Regions from separate parts of the Mus musculus genome. Here region 2 is linked to region 1. The links are chromatin contacts, found by Hi-C or POLR2A ChIA-PET in ENCODE. All regions are on one chromosome and are shown on one strand. The core of a region is the stretch at or near the end of the contact, and the rest is flanking DNA. Distances in the headings are between cores, read along the strand shown.

Region 1 (6,108 bases), core at 232-2,731:
GTCATTTCTGTTCTTGTAACTTCACCCATACTCCTATAAGTCACACCAATAAAATTCATAGGTTTACCAAGTTGGATTTTGGTAGAGTTTTGGTCTGCAGTTGGCTCCCTGTCTGAGGTGAGTAGATGTTTGCTCTCCCCAGGCATAGTCATATAACAACAACACACAAGAGTTTACAAGCTGGGTATGATGGCGCACGCCTTTAATCCCAGCACTTGGGAGGCAGAGCCAGGCAGATTTCTGAGTTCGAGGCCAGCCTGGTCTACAGAGTGAGTTCCAGGACAGCCAGAGCTACACAGAGAAACCCTGTCTTGAAAAAAACAAACAAACAAACAAAAAAACAAAAACAAACAAAAAAAAAAACAAACACAGTTTACTGTATTTTTAAGGTTTTAGTTTTTGTCATTTAAAATTCTATTTTTACTATGGAATGCTTCACAGATCTGTGTGTCATCCTTGTGCCAGGCCCATGCTGATCTCTGTATTGTTTCAATTTTAGTATGTATGCTACCGGAATGAGTACCATTTTTAGTTTTTAAATTTATTTATTCAATTGATTTTTATGTGTGGATGCCTGTTGTATGTATACCATGGGTAGGTGCCCATGGACACTAGCAGAGAGTATACTCAGCTAAGAGCTCTTGCTGCTTCTGTAGAGGACCAGAGTTCAGTTCCCAGCCCCACATGGTTGCTCGCAACTGTCTGTAATTCGTTTCAGGGAATCCATGCCAAGGCATTAGACATACATGTGGCACACATACAAACATGGAGGCACACACATAAATTTTTCAAAAATAAATTGGAAATGATACCACTCTTAAGCATTCATGTGCCTTTAAACTAAAAGCAATTTGCCGAAAATGAACAATTTTCCCCTTTCAACCTCTCCAGATACAGCAAGACTGCCGGTAGAAAGATTTTAATCACAGAGGCCCTGGGCACTCTGGATTTCACAGACCCCAGGCTAGGCCCCAAATTCAAGAGCAGACCTAACTGTTCCAAGATACCACGCCCACGCCACTAAATAGTCTGCAACCTCTTCCATTTCATTCTTTCTGGGGTTCTGGGTCAAGTGGCCTCAGTGAAAATTCTACCCTATATGACCCCTCACTCTAGCCTCGCCTGCTCCTCCCCTGGGTTCTCAGTACAGACAGAGCCCCTACCCACCCACCGCGAGACCCCGCCCACGAGCCTCTGGTCCCGCCCTCAACCAGAGATGACCAATGAGTTGTCCTTCTCGTGTTGAGGCTCAGGGTTCCGCCCTCCAGCAAGCAGCCCGCCCCAAAGGTGTGTTAACCAATGCCTGTTCCTTTCCCGCTCTAGGGGCTCCACCCCTTCAGGCCCCGCCCCTCAGGGTACCTCCCTCTGGGGCGTGGTCGGCGCCGCGCCTCCGCCGCGCGCGCGGAGCCTGATGCCGCCCCCCTCCGCCGGTCCCTCCTCCGGCAGCCTGGCGCCTCCCTCCCTCCCGGCCGCGGTGACTCACGGAGAGGCGGAGGCTGAGGCGGCCGCTCCTGGTGCTGCTGCCGCCGCCGCGGCTGCTTCTCCGGCTGAGCGCGCCCCGGAACAGGCCGCCGCGCTCCGGACCCGCAGCCCCCGGCGCCGCGCGTTCGGGCGGCCCAGGTAAGCGCGAGGCCGGGCCGCGACCGCAGCATGGGGGCCGGCGCTGCGCCGGGACGCGGGGGAGCCGCCGGCCCTTTGTCTCCCGGGGAGGGGCCGCGGAAGGCACCTTCGACCCCGCAGAGACCCACCGGGCCGGCTCCGCTGGCGCGGCGCCCTGGGCCTGGACCCGTCGTCCCCACCACACCCGGCGCTGCTACCTCCCGCCGCAGACCACCCTGCTGCCTTCCTCCCTTTCTCTTGGGGGTCTCCTCCACAGGTGTCCCAGTTGCTCACCCCTCTGGGCCCGCGTGCTTGTCATCGTCTGTCCACCCTCCTGGTCCCATTGCCCTGTCTCTTCCTCACCTTACCGCACCTCTTTCCCAGCATCCTGACTCTCCATGTTTCCCTTCCTAGATGCTGCCAAGGTCTGTCTGTCCGCCCAGCTGCCCTTCCTCCCTTTCTAGTTTAAATGCACCGTCCGCTCCCCTGATTCCACCTCTCCTTGGTGTTTTTGGAAGGTACATGTGAGAGACACATGTCTCACCTTCGCAGGGCACTTGGGAACGTGAGCCTGCAGATTAACCACTCGGACCTCCAAATTGCATGTATCCCCTCCTTTTTGCCACCCCTATCAAGGTTGCACTTCCCTTTTCCGTGAGCCTGGAGCTCTGGACACTTTACCTGCAGAGGCCCTGCAGCCTTTGCATGCTTCTGTGTATGGAACTTGACTTAGGAGTAACTCTGCCGGTTAGCTCATGGGAAGGCCCAAGGGGATCAAGAGTTTTATGAATAATGAGACGTGCGGCTTGCAGCACTTTCTATCTGAGGATCTAACTATGCTCTAGCTGTTAATTATTCTGTCTCCTGTCACTTACAGATCCAAAGGAAGTGTGCCTAGATAACTGCTGGGTAAACTGAGGCACAGAGTATGTTGCTGTGGGATCTGGAGGCAAGTCAGTTTGTCTTGAGATTTAGTTCTCAAGTGGCTTCTGGCTTCTTGGCTTCTGGCTCGCTCCTACCACCACCAGGCTCTTGTTCCTGGCTGGAAACCCTGTGATAACTGATCTCTGCTGCCATGAAGGTGTCTGGAGACGCCAGCACTTCCTTGGATTCAAAGCAGGACTTTGAATCACAAATAAAGGTGCCAACTGTTCAGTGCCAGTGTGTCACTCATGGCTTCCTGGTAGAGCCAGTGTGGTCCATGAGGACAGACAGAAGTTACCTCTGTGAGATGGAGATCCATTCATGCCTTCCATGCTCTGGGGCTTAAACAGTCCTTGCCTTCTGGGAGATGGCAACCAAGGAAGGAAAGAGCACAGATAATAACTGAGTAAAGAAATAAGTGGCTGAAACCATTAGGTGCTATGAAGGGGCCAGAACACTAGGAATCTATGGAACAAGAGGTCATCCTGACCCTCTCGAAAAGGGGAAAGGAAGGAAGAGTCTAGGTGAGAAGAATATATTGTGTAGGGTATGATACATTATCCAAAAGAGTTAGAAGCCATTAGAGTGAATTGAACAGAAAGATACTAATTAACACATGGTCTAGGTTTTAAAAGATTGTTCTGAGCAGGAAGGTAGTGGCACGTGCCTTTAATCCCAGCACTCGGGAGGCAGAAGCAGGCAGATCTCTGTGAGTTCGAGGCCAGCCCGGTCTACAGAACAAGTTCTAGGACAGCCTAAGTGACATAGAGAAATCCAGTCTCAAAAAAGAAAAATAATATAAGTGAACAAATGATTGTTCTGTCAGCCATGAAGAGACAGGGTTGTGGGGGAGGGGGCGTTGGAGGTGGAGGCAAAGGTGCTTGTCGACTGACCGCTGAGCTTGCCCAACTAGAGATGGTAATAGAAGGAAGGAAGTAGAATCAGTGTGTCCCCATTACTGGATGCAGGAAACTGGGAAGTAACACTCTGAGGAACAGCCTCTGAAAGTCTGCTGTACAGAGCGTCTCCATCTGACTTCCGCTCAGGTTGAGCTTAGGGAGTCTTGTTCAGGGTCTGTTGTGAATCAGGTACTGTGTTGGACTCTGACACAGATGAGATGAGACTCCTGGCTGTGAGTTTTCAGTCTGGTGGGTTTCATGGCTTAACTGGAAACAGTCCCCATGTTACAGCAATGTACTCACAGAACAGGCCAGCCCCTCTGATGGAGGAGAGCTTGTGGGTTTGTAAATCAGTTAGAGGTGGAGGAGAGAGGACACACTGGGCTCCGTTTCCAAGCCTGGATGCATCATTTACATGGAAGCATTAGTGCCCTGCCTCTGTTGTGTGTTGTTGCAGGAAGAAGCTGAAGGGGCTAAGAATGTAGCGCAGTTAGAGAAAATGTGTGAGGCTCCGGGTTTGGTGTCCAGTACCCTCAAGGTTAAGAAACTGGGGTAAATACACTCATCCACTTAATCCCAGCATTTGGGAGGCAGACACAGGCAGATTTCTGAGAGTTCAAGGTCTGGGAGTTCAGCCTGGTCTACATAGTGAGTCCAGACCAGCCAGGAGCTACATAGAGAGACGCTGTCATAAAAAAATAAAAATTTAAAGGATGAGGGGAGAAGAGGAGGAAAATAAGACAGTTAGAGTGCTTTGCTTGTAGGCTGGAGAACACCTGAGTGGGCCATGAACTTGAGCTATTAAATGGAATTAAACTTGGTTCTCTGCTGCTCTAATTCTGTGCTAACAGAGAGGCCTTTGGAGGTCACCTGTGTGGGCAGTGAGGACTTAGGGCTGGCTAACTCCTTTGAAGTCCCCTAGCAGGTTGTTCCTTTGCTTCAGTGCCTGTCATGATCTCTATGTCAGCTCTGTGTATATGCGTGTGTCTGAGCTGTCTGAGGCCAGGGTCTCCACTGAAGTCATCTTGTGTCTTTGGCGGTGTTTGAGGTCAGTGACCTGCGCAAAGTGTAAAGGTTGGCTGGCTGGCAGTCCTACCTCTGAGAGTCTTTTTTCGTCAGACTGTGCCTCCTTGTAGACCCCTTTCTTAGAGTGATCCGGCAGAAACTCAGCAGGTCGTCAGTGACTGTGCTCACCGGACAGGGCAGCTCTTCTTAGATGGAGCTGTTCTCTGTCCAGCCCTGCCCCCAGAGAACAGCTGCCGAGCGTGCTGACCGTGTGGTTATTTAACACTCAGCAAATATGAAGTGTTGCTCTTAATTAGAGCATGGACTTTATCCCAAACTCTGGGCTTGGATCTCGGTTCTGCCACCATAGGCTACGTGAGCGTCAGAAAGTCCTTAGCCAGTCCCTGTCTAAGCTTTCCCATTTCCCTCAGAGTTGTTGAATGGATTAAATTAAGTAATACCTATTCAGTGCTCGGAATGGCGCCTTGCACTTAGTAAGTGCTTCACTGAACTGCTAGCTATTATCTCACTTTTTAAAAGGTTAGGGCTGGGAAAATGGCTCAGGGGGTAAAGTGTTTGCCAGGCAACAACAGTAAGGCCTGTAGTTCAGATCCCCAGAACCCAAATAAATGTTGGGTGGGTGTGCCGGCCTGATAGTAATTCCAGACTCAGAAGACAGACAGGAGACCCTAGGGTAAGCTGGCTAGCAAAAGCCATGAGGAGGCTCTGAGCTTGATTGAGAGACCCTGACTCAATGAGGGAGGTAGAAGAACAATCAAAGATAGTTCCAGATATTAGCTTTGGGCTACACATGCCTGTGTGCACACATGTAACCCTTCATATGTGCAAAGCATGCACATATATGCACACCACATATGTGAGAAGGAAAATAGAAAGAGGGTGGGGAAAGAGAGAGATAGGGAATGTGTGTGTACAACGCTCAGAAGTTGGTTCTCCTCCTCCTCTGCCATGTGGGTTCTGGGATTGACCTCAGGTTAGCAGGCTTGCAGGCAAGTGCTTCACCCACTGAGCTAGCTCATCGGCCCAATTATCTCATTGTTCTTCCTTTCTCTCCCCATCTCTTCCTTCCTGCCAGAACTTAAGCTCTTTAAGGGCAGAGAGCTTTGTCTTTGTCTGTTATTATAGTTCAATTCAGATACTCAGTAAATAATTGTTTAATTGAAGCTGGGCATGATGGAGCACACCCTTAATCCCAGGATTTGGGAAACAGAGGCAGGAGGATCTCGGAATTTGAGCCTGGTCTACACAATGAGTTCCAGATAAACCAGGGCCATATAATTGAGGCCCTGTCTCAATCAATCAATCAATCAATCAATCAATTAATAAGCTGATACCAGACACCAGTCATTATTGTGTTGCAGATGTAGCCAAGATTCATTATCTAATGGAGTTTAGTTTTAGGATTTAGTTAGTTAATTTTCTTGGATACTAAACTTAGGAGCTCAGATATGCAAGGCAGCAACTGCTACACAACTACTGGCCAGGCACACTTCTCTCTTCCTTTATTGAGCATTTCTGTAGGTCAGCTTTATAACTCAGCGACAGAAAGCATCCTTAAGATCCCTGAAGCCCAGGGTCCTGCATCTAGCAATGAAGAGTAACACTAAAAAGTGAGTTAGTGAACAGATGCATACAGGGTGTTGAGGGAATGGACCTAGCT
Region 2 (5,705 bases), core at 2,320-4,819, 33 kb before region 1:
CAGATGGTTGTGAGCTACCATGTGGTTTTTGGGAATTGAACTCAGGACCTCTAGAAAAGCAGTCAGTGGAGCCATCTCTCCAACCCGAATTTTAACTTTTAAAAAATTTAAAAAGTGTATCACATTTGTGTGTGTGTGTGTGATGTGTATATGGAAACATATGCCGTGGCAAGCATGTGGCGGACAAGTCTATGGAGTAGACAAGGCTATGCTCTCCTTCTAACCAGGCAGTATTGAACTCAGATCATCATCAGGTTTGGTGGCAAGCACCTTTGCTCACTAAGCCATCTCACTGGCCCTAAGAACATTTTAATAATATTAAAGACAGTAAATGTCACAAGACACATGTAGCACACGTGCCTGTGACTGTGGGGCTTGAGAAGCAGAGGCAGCAGGATTGCAAGAACTAGGGAAGCCTGGGCTACACAGAAACACTATGTCACAACCCAAACAAAGCTAAATGTAGTGTACCCCTTTAAGCCCAGCACTTGGTAGGCAGAGGCAGGTGGATCTCTATGAGTTTTGAGTCCAGCCTGGTCTTAGTGAGTTCCAGGACAGCCAGGGCAGCACAGCGAGACCCTTGTTGAAACAACACAACCAAACCAAACCTAAACCAAACCCCACTGGCTAAAGAACAGAGATATTTCTGATGGTGTTTTGTTTCTCATACAGGAGAAAACCACCCCTGAACTTTACTACCTATCTGTGGTGCTGTCAGTGGGCAGCCTGGTATCCACGGGTGAGTCAAAACACCTCCCAAGCCCCTATCCAGACCCCCTTGCAGACCCCTCAAGGGAAGACACTGTGTGAGCTCAGAGGCCCCAGCTCCTCTTACTGCAGAACTCACAGAGACAGAGTGTTAAAGACAGGAAAGGGAGGCTTTGGATGGGATGTAAAGAAACTTCCTGGGACGCAGCTCAGTTGGGAAGAGTGCCAGCCAGCACAGCTGAGGTCCGGGGCTCAGCCACCAGCACCACCCTATGCCCAGGTGGTGACACACAGGTTGGCAGTCCCAGACACTCCAGAGGAGGTAGAGGCAGAGATGGAGACAGGTGGTTTTCTGTGAGTCGGAGGCTAGCCTGGTCTACCTAATGAGTTCTAGGAACTATGTAATAGAGAAACCCTGTCTCAAAGTTAGATCTTCCACAGCAGCTTTAGTTAGCTGCATTGGATCTGCACAGGACTGGGCCTCTTAACATCCCGTCATCATGGCCAGAGGAGGGGGCTCATAAGGCCTCACCCCTTCCCTCCCCAGGGTGCACACTATTGGCAGTTAATGGTAGCTGGAGAGGGAGTCAGATTTTTCTTTGGTTGTAGGCACTGGTAAGGCGCCTTGCTCACACACCTCCTCACCCCCCATTTATGCAGGCAACATTAATTAAAGCCTCTAGGCCACAAAGAAAACAAAACAAAAAAAAGTCATGGAAGTTGGGTGGGATGTGTTGGGGAAGAAAGGTTTTGAGGTGGGAGAGGGGGTAAGGCAGTACTGCGGGAACACGATCAACAAACATTTATATATGCCATCCCCTTGTGTATGAACTTTTGAAGGAATACGTTTTTAAAAGCATCCTTCTCACCTGAGTCCTGCTCCACCTTATTAGACACTGTGCTCTGTCCTGCAGTGCTTTTTTCTGGCATGGGGCTCATCTGGCTGTCCAAAGTGACCTGCCCAAGACCAGATGCTAAGCCAACAGTCTGAAGCTAGCCCATAGGTCCTGCTGGTTTCCTGCCTCATTTACACACCTGGGCTGACTGAGTCCGCCCCAGCATTACCACTGTGTACCGTCAAGCATCTCACAAGATGACCTAGCTGCCATTTCTACATAAAATGTCTGCTGCACATCATAACCACGCAAAAAGCATGCCAAGACTAGCCATCATAGAAGTTGCTTAATGAGTGCTGAAGAAGCGGGAAACGATTGGTCAACTGATACCACAGGATCGCCATTAAAAACACCTTCATACGAAGGAGGAGTGAGTGTCTACACAATACTCTCAAGATTGCTACAATGACTTCCTATAAACCTCGGATCTTATAAAATAGGGACATTAGAATCTGAGCCGATGACACCGGCAGAAGTGGACATTGTCAAAAGAAATCGCTCATCTCAGCAAAGTGAAGCTTCACAGGAAAACAGTCGTGCAGACCTAAGATCTCACCAAGATCAATCTATACATTCTTTACGTTGTGGGAACTTTTGGATAAAGAGAATCTCTTTATGGGTTACAACAATCTTTCATATTACTACAGCCAATTATTTTGTAGAACATATAGCCAGTGTCTGAGCCTCACTCTGCTGCTGTGACAAAACACTCTGACCAAAAGCAACTTGGGGAGGAAGGGTTCTTTTGCCTTATACTTCCAGGTCAGTCCATCACTGAAAGAATTGGGGCACGGGCTCTAGGAGGAACCTGAAGCAGACACTACTGAGGAATGAATGCTGCTGCCTCCTGGCTTAAACTCAGTCTGTAGACCAGACTGGCCCTGAACTCAGAGATATCATTCCATCTCTGCCTCTTTAGTGCCAATGCCCAGCACCTAGGAAGCTGGCTTTCTTATACAGCCCAGTACATCAGGGTGGCCTCGAACTCAGAAATCCACCTGCCTCTGCCTCCCGAGTGCTGGGATCAAAGGCCTGCGCCACCACGCCCGGCTTAACTATGAACTTCTAACACCCCCCCCCCTTCAACTTCACAAAGGCATCACTGTAAGCTATAACCTTTCGATTTCTTGTCTCCAAAGTCCCTGTTAACATTATAAAACAAAAGCATAGACCAACTTTCAAAATTCTCAGTCTTTCAAAATTTCAAAACTTTTAAAGTTCCGAGTCTCTTTAAAAGTCCAAGTCTTTTAATCATGAGCTCCTGTAAAATCAAAATAAGTTTCATACTTTCTAATCCCAAAAGGGCAGAACCAGAGAATAGGAATAATCACAATTAAGCAAACCCAGAATCCAACAGTGTAGCTCAATATCCGACATTTGGGACTCAGGATCTGGGTCCCAAAGGGCTGGCATAGCCCTTTCTCCACTCAGCTCCCTGGTAACAGTTTACAGTCCACTCAGCAGCAATTTAACTGGTTCTCAAAGGCTGTGTGGGCTTGCTCTTTCCCAGATTTGGAAACGACTAAAAGGGAATGTCCTTCTCAGCACTGGCTTTCCCCCATTGCCTCTCACCCACATCCCTCTAAGTTCATGGGCGTCTGCTCTCAAGAAATCTCTAGAGAGGAAGAATCCAGGCCACCCCAAGTGGGGGAACTGACCTGCACCAAGGTCACAGGAAAGTTACCAACTTTTTGGTTCCAAGAACTAAAGGGCAAGAGTTGACTATGAAGAGCTGGCCCCAGGGACCGTTACAAAAGTCTCTAAAGGCCCAGCCATTGTGCATTGTCCCTTGCTTGGCAAAGTACGGGTCACCGGGCTAACGCTCGCACAGGCTCGTCTCCTAGGACCTCGGTGGGTTGCTTACCAGGCCTTGAAGGCCAAACGGCCCTAGTCCTCCAGGAGACAACCTCGGCCCGGACGCCAGCGCAGGGAACACCGCCGCCTTGCTCTCATTGGCCCCACACAGCCGGAAGTGCGCGAATCCAGCGGAAGTGCTCGCTCCATGCGGTCCGCCAGGCCGGGGAGTCAGGTAGGCGGGGCCCCTGGTTCCAAACCCTGGGATCCGCTAGCGGGCGGCAGGCGGGGATCGGGAGGGCGAAGGAGGTTGTCCTGTTTTCCGATCAGGGAGGACGGAGAAGCGTTTCGCAGGCGTAGGACTCCCCGCCTCCTCAGGTGACCACCGGGCCTGCTGGAGCCCGGCCTTGGCGGGACCTGCACACCTCGGCGGGAGCTTGGAGTTCGTCTGTCCGCGGGGAGGAGGCCGGCATCCGAGCGTGCGGTCCGGCTCTGCCTTATTTTTGCTCCGGTGGTCCCGGGCCCGGGCTTTGCTCACCTCCGTCCCTGAGAAGGTGTGCTTTCTGCCCTTGCCTTCTCGTGCGTCTGAGTTGGACAGTTTTCCTCAAGCCGAGTCCCGAGTGCTGTGGCCTCACCCAGAGGAGACTCGGCAAAAGCTACGGGAGGCACAGCCCAGGGATTCAGTGGCCTCTCCCGCGTCTTCCTAGGAATGGAGAACGTATTTCAGTTACAGTCTGCTTAGCGGGAAGTGATCTGGACAGCTGTAGGCCAAGTTCAGACACAGCAAATAAAACTCTTAACAGTTTTACCTTGTTCTAGCCAGCTCCACCCCAGGAGGTTTGAAGTTTGAGCCTCCGGTAAACTTTATGACAACTTCGCTTTCCTCAAATTGATGACACTCAGAGCTCCGACAGTTGGCGAGTTTTGAGCACCGTGCACGGGACAGGATACTGGAACCCCGGTGAGCGTGAATGAATATATTCCACTCCAGATGACAGTGTTGGCCATTTCGGCAGTCTCAAAGGAAACGCATCACTTTTATTCAATACTAGGTGGTGCCAGTGAGTCAAATCTTTCTGGTCTAAATCTGTAGTGTGGTTAAAGTTTTTTTGTTGTTGCTTTGTTTTTTTTTTTTTGTTTTTGTTTTTTTTTTTTTTGTTTGTTTGTTGTACAAGCCTTTATTTTTCCTTAAATTTATTCAGAATAACTTTGCCTTTTGAGACTGTATTGCAGCTTGGGAGTGCAGTCTGGCGTAGCGTATATGTAGCATTCTGGTTCCTCCATTTCCCCCAAGAAGAGATAAATTTTTGTGTTAAACAGTAATAACTTACTGTGCAGGGGATTTATCTTAATGGTAGAGTCCTTGCTTAGCAGGAATGAGCGCCTGGATTCAATCCCCTGTTCTGGGGGAAGAAAAACAAGTCTGGGCATGTTAGCACATACCTGTAATCTTAGAAAAAATATGTTCTTTTCATTTTACATTTTCATAATTTACTTTTTTCTTTTTCTTTTTTTGGGGGGCGTGGTTCTAGACAGGGTTTCTCTGCGTAGTTCTGGCTGTCCTGGAACTCACTCTGTAGACCAGGCTGGCCTCGAACTCAGAAATCTGCCACCCAGCATTTTAGATTTTCTTAATTTTGAATTGCACCAATATGTTGAATCTTCCCAAGTAACCAAATACAGTGTACTCATGTGGGCTTATTGTTCTTACAGTGATTAAAATGGCTTCCAGAGGAAAGACAGAGACAAGCAAACTAAAGCAGAATTTAGAAGAGCAGTTGGATAGACTGATGCAGCAGTTACAAGACCTGGAGGAATGCAGGTAAGTTATAACTATATGTTCTCACTCCGTAAACACTTGTTTGTACGAAGAGAGGTCAGGCTCCGTGGATGCAAGCCTGAAGCCCGCGTGTGACTTTGGTCTCTTCTGTAGTATTTTACAGCACTTGGTTTGTAGAAGCAAACTTGTCAAGCTCTGTAGTCATAAAGCCTCAGCTATGGAAGACTTAAAATACTTAAGCTCCTGGAAATAATGTTTCCTTTGTCTTTAGTATTTTAAACAGCTTTGCCTAGTATGAACTAATTGCTAAAAATACTATGATTAGGCTGGGGACGGGGGTAAGGCTCTGTGGATGAGTGGGTGCCTAACAGCTAGAGGCTCTGAGCCCAATGCCCAGCATCGAAGAAGAAGAAGAAGAAGAAGAGGGACGGGAAGGGAGGTGCTGCTCTCCTGTAATCCCAGCAGTGAGGCAGATGCATGCGGGTAGGAGCGCGTGCTTCACTTCGTGGAGAGCTCCAGGCCAGCCT

Evidence for each region. A loop is a pair of places that touch in the nucleus more often than their neighbours do. ChIA-PET counts read pairs that join two places held with the same protein, here RNA polymerase II (POLR2A).
Region 2: a map of heart shows a loop between it and region 1 (2.3-fold over the local background). The contact joins the promoter of Nmnat1 here to the promoter of Ctnnbip1 in region 1. A Hi-C loop is called at or near these places in 2 of 37 maps with a recorded cell type or tissue (heart and regulatory T cell). POLR2A ChIA-PET finds 5 or more read pairs at or near these places in 2 of 5 experiments (Patski and embryonic stem cell).

The regions. Positions count from the first base shown.
Region 1 is chr4:149,516,760-149,522,867 of GRCm38, forward strand. It overlaps Ctnnbip1 (catenin beta interacting protein 1), which reads left to right and starts at 1,482. Exons shown (of 5, transcript NM_023465.4): 1 at 1,482-1,620. Gm24381 (a small nuclear RNA gene) reads right to left here and starts at 523; the gene lies at 420-523.
Region 2 is chr4:149,481,641-149,487,345 of GRCm38, forward strand. Nmnat1 (nicotinamide nucleotide adenylyltransferase 1) reads right to left here and starts at 3,570. Exons shown (of 5, transcript NM_133435.2): 1 at 3,469-3,570. It overlaps Lzic (leucine zipper and CTNNBIP1 domain containing), which reads left to right and starts at 3,626. Exons shown (of 7, transcript NM_026963.6): 1 at 3,626-4,359; 2 at 5,112-5,220. The coding sequence starts at 5,120. Tmem274 (transmembrame protein 274) reads left to right here. Exons shown (of 6, transcript NM_001366402.1): 5 at 673-739; 6 at 1,623-1,699. The coding sequence ends at 1,699.